Linked DNA regions of Homo sapiens: region 1 is linked to region 2. A link is a loop called in an ENCODE intact Hi-C map of the cell type or tissue named here. Cell type or tissue: PC-3. All regions are shown on one strand. Each heading gives the region's core, and the rest is flanking DNA. Links, peaks and the distances in the headings are about the cores only.

Region 1 (8,341 bases), core at 290-8,289, 120 kb after region 2:
CCTATTCATCCCTCCCTCTTCCCAACCCCTGGAGAAAACTGACCTTTTTACCATCTCCATAGTTTCACCTTTTCCAAAATGTCATATAGTTAGAACCATACAGTATGTAGACTTTTCAGATTGGCTTCTTTCACTTAGTAATATGTATTTAAGGTTCTTTCCTGTCTTTTCATAGCTTGATAGCTCATTTCTTTTTAGCATTGAAAGATATTTCATTGTCTGGATGTACCACCATTTATCCAGGTACTGAAGGACATCTTGGTTGCTTCCAAATTTTGGCAATTATGAAGAAGGCTGCTATAAACATCTGTATGTAGGTTTTTGTGAAGACATAAATTTTCTACTTGTTTGGGTAAATACCAAAGAGCATGATTGCTGGATTGTATGGTAAGAGTATGTTTAGTTTTGCAAGAAACTGCTGAACTGTCTTCCAAGGTGGCTGTACCATATTGTAGTCCCACTAGTAATGAATGAGAGCTCTTGTTGCTCCACATTCTTGCCAGCATTTGGTGTTATCAGTGTTTTGGATTTTCACCATTCTAATAGGTATGTAGTGCTATTTCATTGTTGTTTTAATTTGCATTTTCTTGATGACAGATGATATGGAGCATGTTTTCATATGTTTATTTGCCATCTTCATATCTTCTTTGGTGAGATGTCTGTTCAGATCTTTTGCCCATTTTTTAAACTGGATTGTTCATTTTCCATATTGCGGGGTTTTAAGAGTTCTTTGTGTATTTTGGATTATAGTTCTTTATCAGATCTGTCTTTTGCAAACATTTTCTCCTAGTTTGTGGCTTGTCCTCTCATTCTCTTGAAGTGATTGTATTTCCTTGAATTATTCACTTCACATTCACTTACTGAGCATCTTCTATGGTCTAGGTTCTCCGCAAGGCTCTGGGTATATAAAAGTGATTAAGACATAACCTTGCTTTTAGACACTTTTAGTGTGATGAAGGAGAAGGATGAGTAAATAGGTGATTAGAACACTCTTCTAAGTAAGCAGTCTCAGGCTTCTTGGAAGAGGAGTGTAAGACATAAAGAAAAAGGATATTGACAACAAGCACAGGTGGGCAGAGCCTTCTGGGTGAAGGGAACACTACATCACAATGACATAAGTAAGTTCTTGTCAATATGATCATTAGCTATTATTGCTATGGTAATAGTGTGTCTAGGCTAGAAGTAGGCAAACTATGGCTGTGGGCCAAATCTGGCTGGCCATCTGCTCTTGTAAATAAAGTTTCATTGGAATACATTCATGTCCATTTATACACATATTTTCTGTAGCCACTTTTGTGCTACAAGTAGTTGCAAAAGAGACAGTCTTGCTTGCAAAGCCTCAACTATTACTCCCAGGCCCTTTACAGGTGGGGCTCAGACTGGAGGGGCAAAGATAGACTGCTGCTTTAGTGAGATGCTTTAGTGATTTTTCCGCGGCAAAACCACATGGCAAAAGTCATGGACAGGTGGAGAATTGATTCCAATCACATGTCTGAGGGCATGGCAAGCTACACATATTTTTCAGGAGCAGCAGAAGTTTCATTCATGGCTGGTCAAAATTAATATCTGTTAAATGACAGCGACTTTCTCCCCATTTCCTGTGTCTAAGAGGAACTACACTGTAAAAAACTCCTGGCAGGCAGCTCTGACATTTTTCTTTTTTCAGCAAGGTAAACAGATGTAGATCACTTTCTTTCTGATTGTCCCAGAATAATTTGAGATGAGAAAAGAAGACATGACCTGGGGCACTTAAAGACAGGTTGCTTTTCACTAACAAAGCTGGAAGACTTTTTGAGCTCTTCTAAATTATAAGTTTATTATAGCTGGAAAGACTTTCTTTTCAGATAAAGATAAAGAGGGCATCTCAATTTCTTTGTGAGATATGATTAGCTTCCTGGAAATCCTGTCTATATAGCTCACTCGTGATGCTTACTTTTTAGGTGTTATCTACTTACATGGTATTTTTCATTTCTCCCTTAACATCAGTGTGCTGGGAAAAAAGTACACCCACACGCATAATTTACGTATATAATTGTATAAGTGCATATATATATATATCTCCATTTGTCCTGAGACTGGGCCAGGTTGTGAGGCTGTGAAGTATGAGGTTGGTAGAAACTACCTTTGAGGGGTCTTTCAGTTTTCCTTTGATCTGTCTTTTAACCAGCCCCCGATCCTGCTTTCTGCTCCCTAACTAATTTCTTCTCCCATAACTCCCCACCCCTTCCTGGGCACGGGGGTCTTTTGGGCTTGTCACCTCTCTGGAAAGTGCACTGTGTGATAAGCACATTTGTACTGACATGTTAGTAAGTTTATGGCTTTTCAAGTGGGACATGAGAAGTGGGCACGACTCAACCAAAGGAAAAAAATACTCTGATAATTGAACTGTAGACAACAGCACAGAAGAGGTATTATGTTTATATTGGGGATTTTCCTAGCACCTCTCCCTTTATATTATATCACATAAATGATTACCCCCTTCATCAAACAGAACCTGCCCTTGGGCTGGGCATGGTGGCTCACACCTGTAATCCCAGCACTTTGGGAGGCCAGGGTAGGGGGAGGATCACCTGAGGCCAGGAGTTCAAGGCCAGCCTCGGCAACATAGTTTTAAGACCCCATCTCTAAAAAAAAAAAAAAAAAAAAAAATTACCCAGGCATGGTGGTGCATGCTTGTAGTCTCAGCTACACTGGAGGCTGAGGCAGGAGGATCACTTGATCCCGGGAGGTCGAGGGTGCAGTGAGCTGTGTTTGTGCCACTGTACTCCAGCCTGGGTGACAGAGCGAGACTCCGTCTCAAAAAAAAAAAAAAAAAAAAAGAACCTGCCCTTGTTTTATCAGTATTATTTTGGTATTTACATAAAATATTAATTGATTATATTATATTGTTATCATCATCATCATCATCTAAGCTTGAATTTATTAGGCCTGGAGGGTAAACCATTCTAGGACTCTAACTCCTTAGTGGAAATTATAGCTCCTTAATGACAGCTACAAGATGTCATGACCCAACAAACCCAGTGTATGGTGCAAGAGCAGAAGCAACCCTCTATGACATATGCTGGAGAGATATTATGATTTATTATTTCCATTTTACAGGGGAAAGTCGAGGCTTAGAGAATATAAATGCCACACCCAAGTTCATATGGCTACTTGAGGAAAGGAGGAGGAGTAGGATCTGATCTCTTTTCACTCCAAGCCTGGGACTCTTTCTTATAGCAGGACCTCAGAACCTCACACAGCTTCTTCAGGGTTTCACTAAAGCGTTTCAACCTAGGTTGCCCTGCCCAGGAACCAAGCGGAACAGGTGGCTTGCTTGCAGGGAGTCTAAAGAACCCGGCACGATCTGCCCCCAGCAGTTCAGTTGGTGGGATCAGACTTGCCTCAGTAACAAATTCTGGCCCCTAGTGGTGAGATGATTTGGGGCTGACTTTTGCCGAAGGTTGGGGCACTGAGGGAATTGTATGTCCCTCTGGGGCTTGCAAAGGAACCAGAGTTCTTTTGAACAGCTGCATCACAACTAGGTAGCAGTGCTGCCCTCCCAGACCAGGACACCAGGGGCCCCTGCCCTGGGCCCCACACCTTATAAGACCCCATACACCACAAGCAATGAAAGACAATGACTTTTGGAATGTTTTTGAACTCATAAAATTTGAAATGTTTTAAAGTTTGATGAATTTTTAATGTTTTTAAAGACGTTTTTATAAGTGCGATAACTGATTAAGTTACTGGGAATTACGGGAGAGAGATGTACTCTCCTAGGCCTCCCAGGTCAGAGGATTCTGGGCTGAGAACCTGTAAGTGTGTGTGTGTGTGTGTGTGTGCGCGTGTGTGTGCACGCGTGCGTGCATGGTGGAGGGTGGGGAGACAGCTTCCACTCCAGGAAACCAGAGGAAGATTGGCTGCTTTCATTTGAAGATGGCCATTCTAGTCTGGCACAGTGTGGTACACCTGTAGATCCAGCTACTCTCTTGAGCCCAGGAGTTTGAGGCTGCAGTGAGTTATGATCAGCCATTGGACTCCAGCCTGGGTGACAGAGTGAGACTCCATCTCTAAAAAAAAATGAAAATTAAAATTAAGAAAAAAACACATTAAGTTGGCTGTTCTAAATCACCCAACGTGGGTGATTAGGCAGATGGGGTGCCCCAAATAACTGTTCCCTCCTCCCCCTCTGCTTGGGTGGTGGTGTTTTGGAAAATGCTTAGAACTGCCTGGAAATCTTGAGCTGTGAAAGTGTCCTTCCCAGCTCCTTGGGGAGCTTGACTTGGTCGGTCTAGGGGCGGATCCAGTCACCCTGACACTGCCTAGGCATCCTTGACTTGGGTCCAGCTTCCACCATGCCCTGTCCCACAAGACCCATTCTGGTATTTAGACTCACAGACACAGCTGACCTTGGGGTAAACTTAGGTTTCTTTAGCCTATCCAAGGGAATGATGGTCCCCAGGGGTGTGGGGTGCTGGGTGGGAAGGTATGCCAAGCTGTTGGTGTAGCTTGATTTGTAAATTCTATATCTTTAGACTACGGTATGTGAGACTGCATTCATATGCTTGCTCCAGGCTCTGCAAATGTTACTTTGCAAAGCTGTTGTAGTAGCTTTGCAGGTTTTATGATCTTTGCAATAATGTTTTGAACCCCTTATCTGGGATACCTTCTATTATGGGTTGAACTGGGTCCCCCCAAAAGATAGGTTGAAGTCCTAATCCCTAGTACCTGTGACTATGACCTTTTTTTGGAAATAGAGTCTTTGCAGATGTAATCAAGGTAAAATGGGTCATTAGGGTGAGCCCTAATTCAATGCGACTGATGTCTTTATAAGAAGAGAAAAACACCATGTGAAGACAGAAGACACACGGTGAAGAAATGACCACGTGGAGATAGGGCAGAGATTGGAGTGATACTGACACAAGCCAAGGAATGCCTAGGGTGACCAGAAACTGGAAGAGGCAAGGAAGGATCCTCCCTACAGACTTGGGAGGGAGTATGGCTCTGACAACACCTTGATTTTGGACTTCTGACGTGCAGAACTGGGAGAGAAAAAATTTCTGTTGCTTAAATCCACCAAATTTGCGGTACTTTGTTATAGCAGACCTAGAAAATGAATACACTCATTCAAAGATGTTTCTGTCTGTGGCTTTAAAGAGCAGGATTGGGATGAGAGTACGGTTCTTGCAGTGCTCAGTTCTAACGTCATAGAGATAGCAAATTTTTAACTCTCCTGAGTTAAAGTGACCGTGACATTGTGTACTGACACTAAACATTCAGTTTTAAATTCAGAATCGGAACAGATGTGATAACTAATTAAAAACCCAGGGTGGCATTTTTTCCTTGTGGTATCAAATTAATTCACTTTTATAGAAATATGCTGATGATTTACCTTTCCAAGGGGAAGTTGTTAAACTTCCTTGGGCGAACAGATTTCTTTAGCATAGAAGGTTACAGGCTGATGTTACAGACTTTGAAACTGTCAACCAAGGCAATGTGTCTCTGTATTCGCATCTATTGCCTCCAGAACATATGAATGTTTAAAGAAGATTAAAAAAATTCCAATTGAGCCCCTCCGAAGTCATTTTCAATTCTAGGAAATGGAAATGCAGCTTACATCTGTATTTCCCAAGGAATTGATGTAATGCAATTTGTATAAAATAATCATAGAGAGTTAGAGCAGAGAGTGGATCTTTGCATTAAAGTGAAATCAGCCCAGAAATCGCTCTTCTCAGGGTCTGTCTTTCAGAACCCCATTTAGCTTTTAAATAAGACTCCTCTTTCCTGACTTGCTTTGATGAGCCACTCTCATCTCAGTGATTGCTCCTGACATTTAGCTGCCTGTACGATTAACTGGGGGCCATTCTTTTCTCTTGGAGAAGGACCATGTGCAGTGAATATGCATTTGCAAAGTGTTTCTTTGACTTGGGAGAGTGGCTGTGGATAAGTAGATAGGATGATGCCTGGAGTAAAGTTTGTGATGGAGACCCCAAACACTCACCCTTAGCAAAGCTGTGAGTGGCTATCATCAGCACATACCCGCTCCACCTCCCTTGCAGTCCCCAATTAAAGCTCATTGAGTTACCAGGTAAGCTGGTGATTTCTTATCTCAAGGAATGAAAAATTAAATCTAATAAACTTCTCTGAGGATTGAGAACTCCATATGTCGCCCCTACAGGTGATTTAAAAAAAAAACCAAGGAAATGACTCACAAAAAGGATTGAAATTTTTACAATGAGATTACAGATATCCGGATGGGAGATATTTGTTCCCCTTGGCATGACTGTGCCTGGGCCAAAGCCTGGGCCAGCAGGTAGAACAGTCAGGGATGGAATAGATCAATGAGACTGTAGCAGAGAAAAACGGCTGCCTACCAAAGATTCTGCTGTTCTTTCTAGCATAGCACTATAGTTGGGGCTACGTTCCCCAGATTGCTTTACAAAGCAATGGGGCTACATAACATTTTATTGCCATGGCCTGTGAGTGGAAGGGTTGTGTATCACTCTTGGTTGGAGGTGACTGAGAAGCAAGTGTACCTTCTCCCTCACTTTCCTCATCTACTGACAATCTTTAGAGGACTCCCAGTCCCTGGGAAGGTGGAGCCATGAGATGGAAGGAGCCTGTCTCTGAATCACTACAAGGAGGGAAACTGCCCTGAGCTATTTTGAGAGCCGCAAATGAAGTTTGATTGACCTGACTCATTGCATTCTTTGAGCTCCTTAGCTCTTATCACTACCTAGTATGCTGTGTATTGTTGTTTATTTCTTTTTCACTAGTATGTAAGCCTCAGGAGGGCAGAGATTTTGGTTTGTCTCACTCGCTGCTGTATCCCAGGGTCGAGAACACTGTCTGGCACTGAGTAAGTGCTTGATAATGTTTGTTGAATGAATAAATGAGAGGATAAATGCAAGGAATATAGTTGTGATATGATGGAATTTGGAGGGGTTTTTTTTCTTTTTTTTTTTTCTGAGACAGGGTCTTACTCTGTCACCCAGGCTGGAGTGCAGCGGAGCAATCACTGCTCACTGCAGCCTCGACGTTTCGAGCTCAAGCTATCCTTCTGCCTGTCTCCTGAGTAGATAGGACTACAGGCACACACCACCATGCCCAGCTAGTTTTTAAATTTTTTTGTAGAGATGGGGCGGTGGGGGGCGGAGGGGGTCTCCCTATGTTGCCCAGGCTGGTCTTGAACTCCTGGACTCAAGCAATCCTTCTGCCTTGGCCTCCCAAAGTACTGGGATTACAGGTGTGAGCCACTTCGCCTGGCTGGAAATGTTAATTCTGGTTTCACCAGATACCACAATCTTGAATTTTTTTCAAGGCTGTTTTAGACATTTTTTTTTTTTTGTGGAGAAATGAGATGTAATTGCAGTTTGCAATCATTTACTCAGAATTACATTTTGAGAATCTGCATTAGTTATCTTTTGCTGTGAAATAAATTACCTCCAAATTTGTGGCTTACAACAACAAAAATTTATTAATTTTATAGTTTCTGAGGGTCGGGAATCTGAGAGTGGTTTGGCTGATGGTTCTGGCTCCAGGTCTCTCATGAGGTTGCAGCCAACCTGTTGGCTGGGGTTGTAGTCATCTGGAAACTTGGCTGGGGCTGGAGAATTTGCTTCCAAGATGGTGCATTCACATGGCTCTTGTCAGGAGGTGTTAGATCCTCATGACCATTGGCTGGAGGTCTCCCTCAGCTCCTTACAATGTGTTCCCCTCCATAGGCCAGCTCACAATATGGCAGAGGGCTTCCCCCAGAGCAAGTGATCCAAGAGAGGGCTAGAGGTGACGTGACCAAGATGGAAGCCACAGTACCTTTTTATGACCTAATCCCCAAACTCACCACCCACAGTCACTTCAGCCACATTCTATTTGTTAGAGGTGAGTCACCAAGTCCAGCCCAGGCTAAAGACGAGAGTTAGGCTTTACCTCTTGAAGGGAGGCATATCAAAGGTTTTGTGGACTATCAAAGGTTTTGTGGACATTAAAAAAAAAAAAACTACCATGAAAACTTATTCCAAGGTTGCCGTTTTTAACAGACAACAGTCATTGAAGCATGTGCTCAATACCAATTATATTTAGTGTTCAAATAAGACTGTAGACATATTTATTTTAATGTACTTTTCAGATTGATATTCATAGGGCATAGAAATTCACAGGGCAGTTTTCTTAAGTCAATGAGCAACTTTCTTATGTCATGAGTCAGATGTGACACTGCCAAATTCACAACTAAGTCCACTGGGAGTTAACAGGAAAGAAGATGGAGAACCTATCATATTTGTTATTTTTTAGTTCGTGATATGTAGCTAAGTGTTCATCCTATCCTGCCCTTTCCTTCTCTGCCTTCTCTTCTTGAGTA
Region 2 (8,341 bases), core at 185-8,184:
CCTTTCCTCAAAAAAAAAAAAAAAAGTAAAATTTCACCTGTTAGGGAATTCAGACTTTTTTTTTTTTTTTTTTTGAGACAGAGTCTTGCTCTGTCGCCCAGGCTGGAGTGCAGTGGCGCGATCTTGGCTCGTTGCAAGCTCCGCCTCCCGGGTTCACGCCATTCTCCTGCCTCAGCCTCCCGAGTAGCTGGGACTACAGGCGCCCGCCACCACACCCGGCTAATTTTTTGTATTTTTAGTAGAGTTGGGGTTTCACCGTGTTAGCCAGGATGATCTCGATCTCCTGACCTCGTGATCCGCCCACCTTGGCCTCCCAACGTGCTGGGATTACAGGCGTGAGCCACCGCACCTGGCTGGGAATTCAGACTTTTATTGCTATAAATCAGCAAAAGTTTGGCCAAGACTGGGGATGGGTCAGGCATGAAACATTTCCTTGTAATATCATCTCCATAGATCAGTAGAACTCTAGTGGAGTAGATCAGTGTGCTGATTTATTTGGAACTGAGTAAAAGGAACCACAAACAGACCCCACAGCTCAGAGTGAAAGTTGAGTTGCAGAGCTATCTCATGGGGAAGGGGTATTTCTAAGGCAACCCAACCTGGCGATATTTGTCAATAATTGGTCCTATTTTGAATACTTTCTGTGACTCAAGGTAATCAGGGCATTCCATATATTTCTAATTTTGAAATTTGCATAATTGTGAAAATTATTTCTCCAACTCTTGGACCTATGAGAATGTTGGAAGGGAAAACTTTCACGCTGCTGACCTAAAATCATAATGAAAACATGATCTGAAGGAGATAACATTTCAAGGCAAGTGTAGAGAGTGCGTTAACATTTTTTATGTCACTGCAGGGTGTTTTCTGGGTCTTGAGCCAATATGCACGTCTTAGTCCTCATGACCACCAAGTTCAAGCTCCTGTGCAATTTGCTGATCGTAGATGACTAGTTCCTCCGTAATGAGGAGGTGCTGTGATTCTCAAGCACGGAGGCCAGCACAGATCTGGATCTAGGGAGGTGCTGTGGTCCTTAAAACACAGAGCCAAAAGCCAAACTGCAGCTGAAAAGAATTACAGCATTTCGCTAATGTAATCAGGGATACACAGCTGTGTTCACTGTTCTCTAGTCCTTTCATGTTGCTAGAGGGGAGAAAAGATAGTTTTTCCTCTACCCATCATAGGTTCATGGCCAAGGCCCTGATAACAAAAAAACAGATTAACAAGCAAAAAGCATACAGTTGGGCACAGCAGCAGGTGCCTATAATCCCTGTTATAGCAGGTGCCTATAATTCCAGTTACTTGGAAGGCTGAGGTGGGAGGATCCCTTGAGGCCAGTAGTTGGAGACTAGCCTGGGCAACAGTGAGGCACCACCTCCCCACACTCACACACACACACACTCCAGCCCCATTTCTTAAAAAAAAAAAAGAGACAGAGAAAAGCATACAAATTTATTTAATGTAAGTATTATGGGAACCTTCATAAGGAAATGAAGATTCAAAGAAACAGGTAAACTCTGGTCTTTCTAAAACAGACCTGATGAAGAGTAGAGAGTCATGGAGAGTTATAATAGAGCAAAAAGAGTGTGATCTCATGGTAATATAGTAGGGGAACTTAGCAAGGCCTGTTTATTCAGATTCTTCCCTGGGATCCTGTGTCTTCAGAGATAAGGATACTCGTTTCCTCTGGGTATGGGGGTTGGGGGTACCTCTCACCTGAGGGCCTTTTGACCTGCTTGGAGAAGGTCAGAAAATCCTTCCGGGGTGTTATGACCTGCTTCAGTGGGGGAAGGTCAGAGGAAGGTCAGAGAGAACTTCTTGCACATGCTGTCTCAAATTCCTTCCGCTTCATGCAATGTATATGTGGGGGCTGTTATGGTTAGAGTCATAATAGTCTAGGTCAGGGGTTGACAGACTTTTTCTGTAAGGTTAGAGAGTAAATATGTTAGGCTTATGAGCCATACGCAATATGCCAAGATGCCATATTTTGGGGTAGTGTGTCCTGAACTCCCTCATTGCCAAAGGAAACAGTTGTCATCAGAAGAATGAAGAATGAAAAAAACAAACTGAAGATCCAGGTAATATCGTATGCTATGTTATTACATTGAAGAACAAATTGACATCAGTAGGAGTAGGACTAAGTGATGCTCAACCTCAGATGGACTGAGGTTTAGTCCCTAGTATGACAAGAGTAGATTCACAGAAAATAAATGGGTCCATCAACTCAGGCTTTCATTTTAAATCAGTTTGTTAATATAACACCTCTAGTAGAAAGCAAGCAATAGTTAAGGTGGCAGGAAGGCAATCTACTTTCAAGGCTTTTATTAAAGTTTAGAAATGATCAGTGGTCTTCAGAAGATTATAAATTTCAGTCTAAACTGAAATGCGTTTTTAATTTTCTGAATAAGTAACTTCCAGTTTACGATGAAAATAAGTGATCAGTTTCTCTGACCAAAGAAAGAGGCCATTGCATGTGATTGGACTGACCTCTTCCTGTGGTGACTAGAAAGTGCTAAAAGAATATTCTTTAGTATTTTCTCTCATACTAAGGGGTTAATATGGAATGTGTTTGAAATTGCAAATTGAATAATTGTCCAGGTTTTTTTTTTATACCTTGCTAAATTAGTTCCTCTTTTAATCTAGTGATAGATACAGTGATGCCAGTGATGACAGCTTTTCAGAGCCAAGGATAGCTGAGTTGGAAATAAGCTGAAATGAATACATGACTGGGAATAATGGGGACTGCCTGTGAGGGTAAGATGGAATCTTCGAGGATTGTTCATTTCTCTCATGGACAAGCTGTCATCTTGGTATAGAGGCGGGTATTATAGGACTCGCCTCACAGGATCTTGCCCCTTTGAGATACTCCCATTTGACTGGCACAGTTAGCAGGACACGCATGACAGCCCATGACAGAGTTAGTGTTTGGGGAAAATGGAATGCACCTTGGGCCAGGAAAAAAAAAATATAAGTACACCTATAAATGTATATGTGGGGGCTGTTGTGGTTAGAGTCATCATAGTCTAGGCCAGGGGTTGACAGACTTTCTGTAAGGTCAGAGAGTAAATATCTTAGGCTTATGAGCCATGCAGTTCCTGCGGCAACTACTCAATTCTGCTGTTGTAGCAGGAAAGCAACCATAGACAATATGTAAGTGAACAAGCATGGCTGTGTTCCAATAAAATTTTATTTACAAAAACAGTTTGCTGATCCCTGGTCTAGGCCACTCATAGAAGAGCAGATTTCCTTGGATTTGTATAAAATAAAATTAAAATAAAATAAAACATAAAATAAAATAAAATAAAATAGTATTTGATTTCTTTGTAGGGAGATGCAAGAGACAGGCTTAGTGTCCAAGGGCAGCTTATTTTTCCATTGCTCTATTATGCACTATTAGAGAGAATACCAGCCTGGATAGCTTCAGTAAATTTATGCTCAGTGGCAGATAGTGCCTGGATTGCCCTAGGCATTATGGCAGGCCTTGACTTGTATAAGCTGTTCTTTAGCAGAGACAGCAGCTTTTGGAAGACTTGTAAAGTGTTCATTGCTTTCCTGTGAGGTCTCTTCATGTTTATCAGGGAAGATGCAAAGCTGTGTCTATTTAGTTTTGCCTCAAACATGGAGACCCTTTGGAGCAAGCCAAAATGGTGCAAAGGTTAGCTGGAGATATTGAAAGACTTGTATTATTCAGTTCCTGGTGTTGCTAATATTTATATTCTTTTCTTTTAAGCCTCTGAAATAATTGAAGGCAAGATGAAGGAACTATCTGAAGAAATCACTACACTCTTAGAGAATCCCTCTGTTCTCCAGCAAACATGGGATGTAAAGCCTCACAGGGAATCTGATAATACATACTTCTGTCAACCAGAACCAGAGGGGTAGTTTTCTTTTCCCTCCAGAGGCAGCCTTTGGTACTTAAAATATCTGTAGCTGATTAAATTTTTCCCAACAACCTCACTGGGGAGAAAGTGTGTTCATGTTTTGTCCAGCGGATCAGGATGTTAGGATGACGAGCAAGAGTCCAGGTCACTGTGCCTTTGCTGTGTTGTATGGAAAGGATGGCAGGGAACATGCTGTAAGTAATTTTGAGTAAGAAAATGAGTCACTGTGTTACCTGGAACTCAGCCACAGATTTGTGTGTGGTCCAAGATCATTGCAGTTTCTCACCCTGTTTATTTCCTGGTAAAAGTAAAATTGAATAGGTCCAAGACTTGGGGGTGGCAAGTAAGGCTTTGCCTCAGGCACAAAATTTAAGGGGGCTCCAAAAAACTCAGGAATCAAGATCAGCAATACAGTCTGAGTATCCCTTATGTGAAATGCTTGGGGCTAGAAGTGTTTTGAATTTCAGATTTTGGAATATTTGCATATACATGCGATATCTTGGGGATGAGACTCAAGACTAAACATGAAATTCATTTATGCTTCATATACACCTTATATACATAGCCTAAAGGTAATTTGATACAATATTTTAAATAATTTTGTGCATGAAACAAAGTTTCGACTGCATTTTGACTGTGATTTCTGGCATGAGATCAGTTATGGAATTTTCCACTTCTAGCGTCATGTTGGCATTCAGAAATTTTGAAATTTTGGAGCATTTTGGATTTTCAGATTAGGGATGCTCAACCTGTATATATATTTTTTAATCGACGTGAAATTCACGTAACATAGAATTAACCATTTTGAAGTGAACAATTTGGTTGCATTCACTGATGTTGAGCAACCACCACCTTTAACTATTTCCAAAACATTTTCATCACTCCAAAATAAATGCCTGTACACACTAGCAGTCACTCCCTATCTTCCCCTCCACCTGTCCGCTGGCAACCACTGATCTCCTTTTTATTTCTGTGGCTTTTTCTATTCTGGATATTTCATATAAGTGGAATTACACAATATATGTGGTCTTTTGTGTCTGGCTTCTTCTGAGACAGTAGGAAGGGGGGCTTGGCTTTGGCTCACCCCCACTAGAGCATTTTTTCATGCATTCCCACTGATCACAAAACCCATACTACTACCTCATTGACACCATACCTGCTAACCTCGAGGCTTTAGTCATACAAAGAAAATGGCCTTTCTGTATTGTTCTTCTGTGCTCTCATAATGCTTAACCATGTCTTTTACTTAAACAATTCCAGGAACTGGCCTTAGGAGATCCAAATAGGGAACCAAGATTGCAGAGTGTCCCATCTTGGGAGGGAATGCTGAATAATTAATTGATTTACAGCCTTGTTGCCGCTGGCCAGACCACCAGGTGGCCCATTACTCGAGATGATCATCACAACCAGATGATGCTAACCTATATCCTCTACCCTTCGCGTGCTTTGTCTGGGAAGTCTTTTGGCCCCATGTCAGTTTCTATTGCATTGAGAGCCCAAGAGCCCCTGGTCAGTCAGGCTTCCATTTAGCATGGCGTTTGCAAGGTTTACCCATGTTGTAGCATGTGTCAGAATTTCATTCCTTTCTATGGCTGAATAAAATTCCATTGTATGAATATACCACAATTTGTTTCACCTTTTGGTTATTGTGACTAATACTATGAACAATCACATGCAAATGTTTGTTGGAATGCCTGTTTTTAATTCTTTTGGGGTGTATGCCTAGGAGTGGAATTGCTGTGTCATATGTAATTCTCTTTAACTTCTGAAGAAGGATCAGTAATATTTTAATGTAGTATTATTTTAAAAAATCAAAATTAGGCCAGGTGCGGTGGCTCACACCTGTAATCCCAGCACTTTGGGAGGCCAAGGCGGGCGGATCATGAAGTCAGGAATTCGAGACCAGCCTGGCCAACATGGTGAAACCCCGTCTCTACCTAAAATACAAAAATTAGCTGGGCATGGTGGCCCGTGCCTGTAATCCCAGCTACTTGGGAGGATGAAGCAGGAGAATTGCTTGAGCCCGGGAGGCGGAGGTTGCAGTGAGCTGAGATTGCACCATTGCACTCCAGCCTGAGCGACAAGAGCAAGACTCCGTCTCAAAAAAAAAAAAAAAAAAAATCAAAATGAAATAATTCACATTTGAACACAAAATCAAATTTTCAAATAAAGACAGGATCCAGCTCTGCACCTCCTTCACCTCCCCCAGTCCTTGCCCCATTCTCTGACGTTCTTATCTAGTATGTTTTCTACTTTTTCCTGTTGAATGTGCTTGAGATGACTTAGTTGTTGCCTACATTTAAGCTTTCTAATACTAATTTAAATATTTTAATTGTTCAGTTAATTTTTTTGTGGTGGTTTTGCTCCCCCCCCAACTTTTTTTTAATGCCATAAGGTATTATGGCCTTATTTTGTAAGATGCCACAGAAAATTCATCTACCAAGCACATACAAAAATGAAATGAGTAATTCTGGTAAACAAAAAAATTAAAGAGCTTTAGGGCCCTGCTTGCGAAAATTACAGCTTGAAGATCACAAGAGGCTCCAAATGAAAAGCCCGCACCCACGGTAGGTTAAAAGCTGGAATAGGCCTCATAGAGAGGGGGTTGGAAGCTCAGAGGCAACACTTTTAACATCACAAAGGGGTAGTCTGGCTTAAATGGAAGTTTTCAATTTTAATGATTGTGATTTCTAAAGTCATTTGTAACAGAGTGCTTTCCTGTGGGCTAATGATGCATGTAAACAGGACCAGAAAGACAAGCACTTAAGAAACAATAAACCATCCTGTCCCCTTGAACTTGGAATGTAGGGAAGCACAGAAGGACAGTAGCATGGCTGCTTAGCATACAGGTACTGGAACAAGAGTGAGACATGAGCACATAGAAAGTCACTATAAATCATTACTCAACAAATGTTTCTTGAGCCAGGCATGGTGATAGGGGTCCCAGTCCAGACCCCAAAAGAGGGTTCTTGGATCTTGCGCAAGAAAGAATTTGGGGGCAAATTCATAGAATAAAGTTTATTAGAGAAGTAAAAGAGACAAAAGAATGGCTACTCCATAGACACAGCAGCGGCACGCGCTGCTGACTGGGTATACTTATGGTTATTTCTTGATCATATGCTAAATAAAGGGTAGATCATTCATGAGTTTTCTGGGAAAGGGGTGGGGAATTCCTGGAACTGAGGGTTCCTCCCCTTTTTAGACTATATAGGGTAACTTCTGAACACTGCCATGGCATTTGTAAGCTGTCATGGTGCTAGTGGAAATTTCTTTAAGCATGCTAATGCATTATAATTTGAGTATAATGAGCAGTGAGGATGACTAGAGGTCACTTTTCTCACCATCTTGGTTTTGGCTGGCTTCTATACCACATCTTGTTTTATGGTCAGAGTTTTTATGACCTGTATCTTGTGATACCAGTCCTGCCAACCTCCTATCTCATCCTGTGACTAAGAATGCCTAACCTCCTGGGAATGCAGCCCAGTAGGTCTCAGATTCATTTTACCCAGCCCCTATTCAAGATGGAGTCACTCTGGTTCAAATGCCTCTCACAATGTCAGGTGCCGGGGGTGCAGTGGGGAGTAACCTCAGATAGAATAGAAAAGGAACTCAGTTCCTTTTTCACGTTTTTTTTTTTCTTCTTGTCTCACTGATCACAAGACCCACACCCCTGCCTTGCTGACAATTGGTTTTAGATAAGGCTTCAGGCTTACAAAGAAAATAGCCATTCTTCTGTGCTCTCATAATGTTTAATCATGCCTTTTACTTAAAAGAATTCCAGGAACTGGCCTTAGGAAATCTAAACATCAAACCGAGGTTTCAGAATGTCCCATCATGGGAAGGGAAGGAACCCTGAACAATTGATTTGCAGCCTTGTTACAGCTGGCCAGACCCCCAGGTGGCCCATTACTCAAGATAACCATCACAACTAGATACGCTAACCAGCATCCCCTACCCGTCACGTGCTTTGCCCAGGCCAGCCTGCATACCCTACCCATGATACCAATTCCTGTGTTTGCCTAATAAAAAAAATCCCTACCACCTTTTCAGGGAGTCAGCTTGAGGGTCCTTGTACCTCTGGTGTCTCCCCTGCACTCGAGCACAAGCCCCAAGATAAAAGCCTTTTCTGGAAATCTGCTTGTCCCCATGTTAACTTTTATTACATGATGAGCCCAAGAGCCTGTCATCTGTAACAAACCTGCCTTCAGACCTGACCATCTCTTGGGGGAAGGCAGGCTTTAAACAAATCTATAGGGAAATAAGTATTTAATTATATTAATAATTGTGATATGTTTAGAGGCTATGACACTATCAAAGAACAAGGACAAGGGGGCTTGAGAGTTTAAAATGGGGTCCTATCAGAAACTAGAGAGCCAAGGACAGCCTCCTGAACAAAGCAGGTAAATACTTTACCTGGTTTTGTGTGTGGTCACACAGTGCAAAGACAACGGGCCGAGAGCTCT

Evidence for each region. Peaks named below come from ENCODE experiments on the same cell type or tissue, not always from the same donor. Only the 100,000 strongest peaks of a DNase experiment are listed, where the experiment ranks them.
Region 1: it touches region 2 in a loop (2.4-fold over the local background); 2 of 110 quality-filtered maps call a loop at or near these places.

What each region holds. Positions count from the first base shown.
Region 1 is chrX:16,465,141-16,473,481 of GRCh38, reverse strand. No RefSeq gene overlaps it. Among named protein-coding and RNA genes, the nearest start is that of MIR548AM, 160 kb to the left of the region's middle. In PC-3, for the core only: a CTCF peak has its summit at 3,418 (motif pointing left); DNase peaks (open chromatin) are centred at 6,241 and 6,641; H3K4me3 peaks cover 334 bases; H3K27ac peaks cover 4,620 bases.
Region 2 is chrX:16,585,162-16,593,502 of GRCh38, reverse strand. CTPS2 (CTP synthase 2) reads left to right here. Exons shown (of 19, transcript NM_175859.3): 18 at 2,641-2,751; 19 at 3,728-5,504. The coding sequence ends at 2,710. Among named protein-coding and RNA genes, the nearest start is that of MIR548AM, 38 kb to the left of the region's middle. RefSeq lists an enhancer at 6,077-6,860. In PC-3, for the core only: no CTCF peak of the experiment used is centred there; a DNase peak (open chromatin) is centred at 4,072; H3K27ac peaks cover 4,412 bases.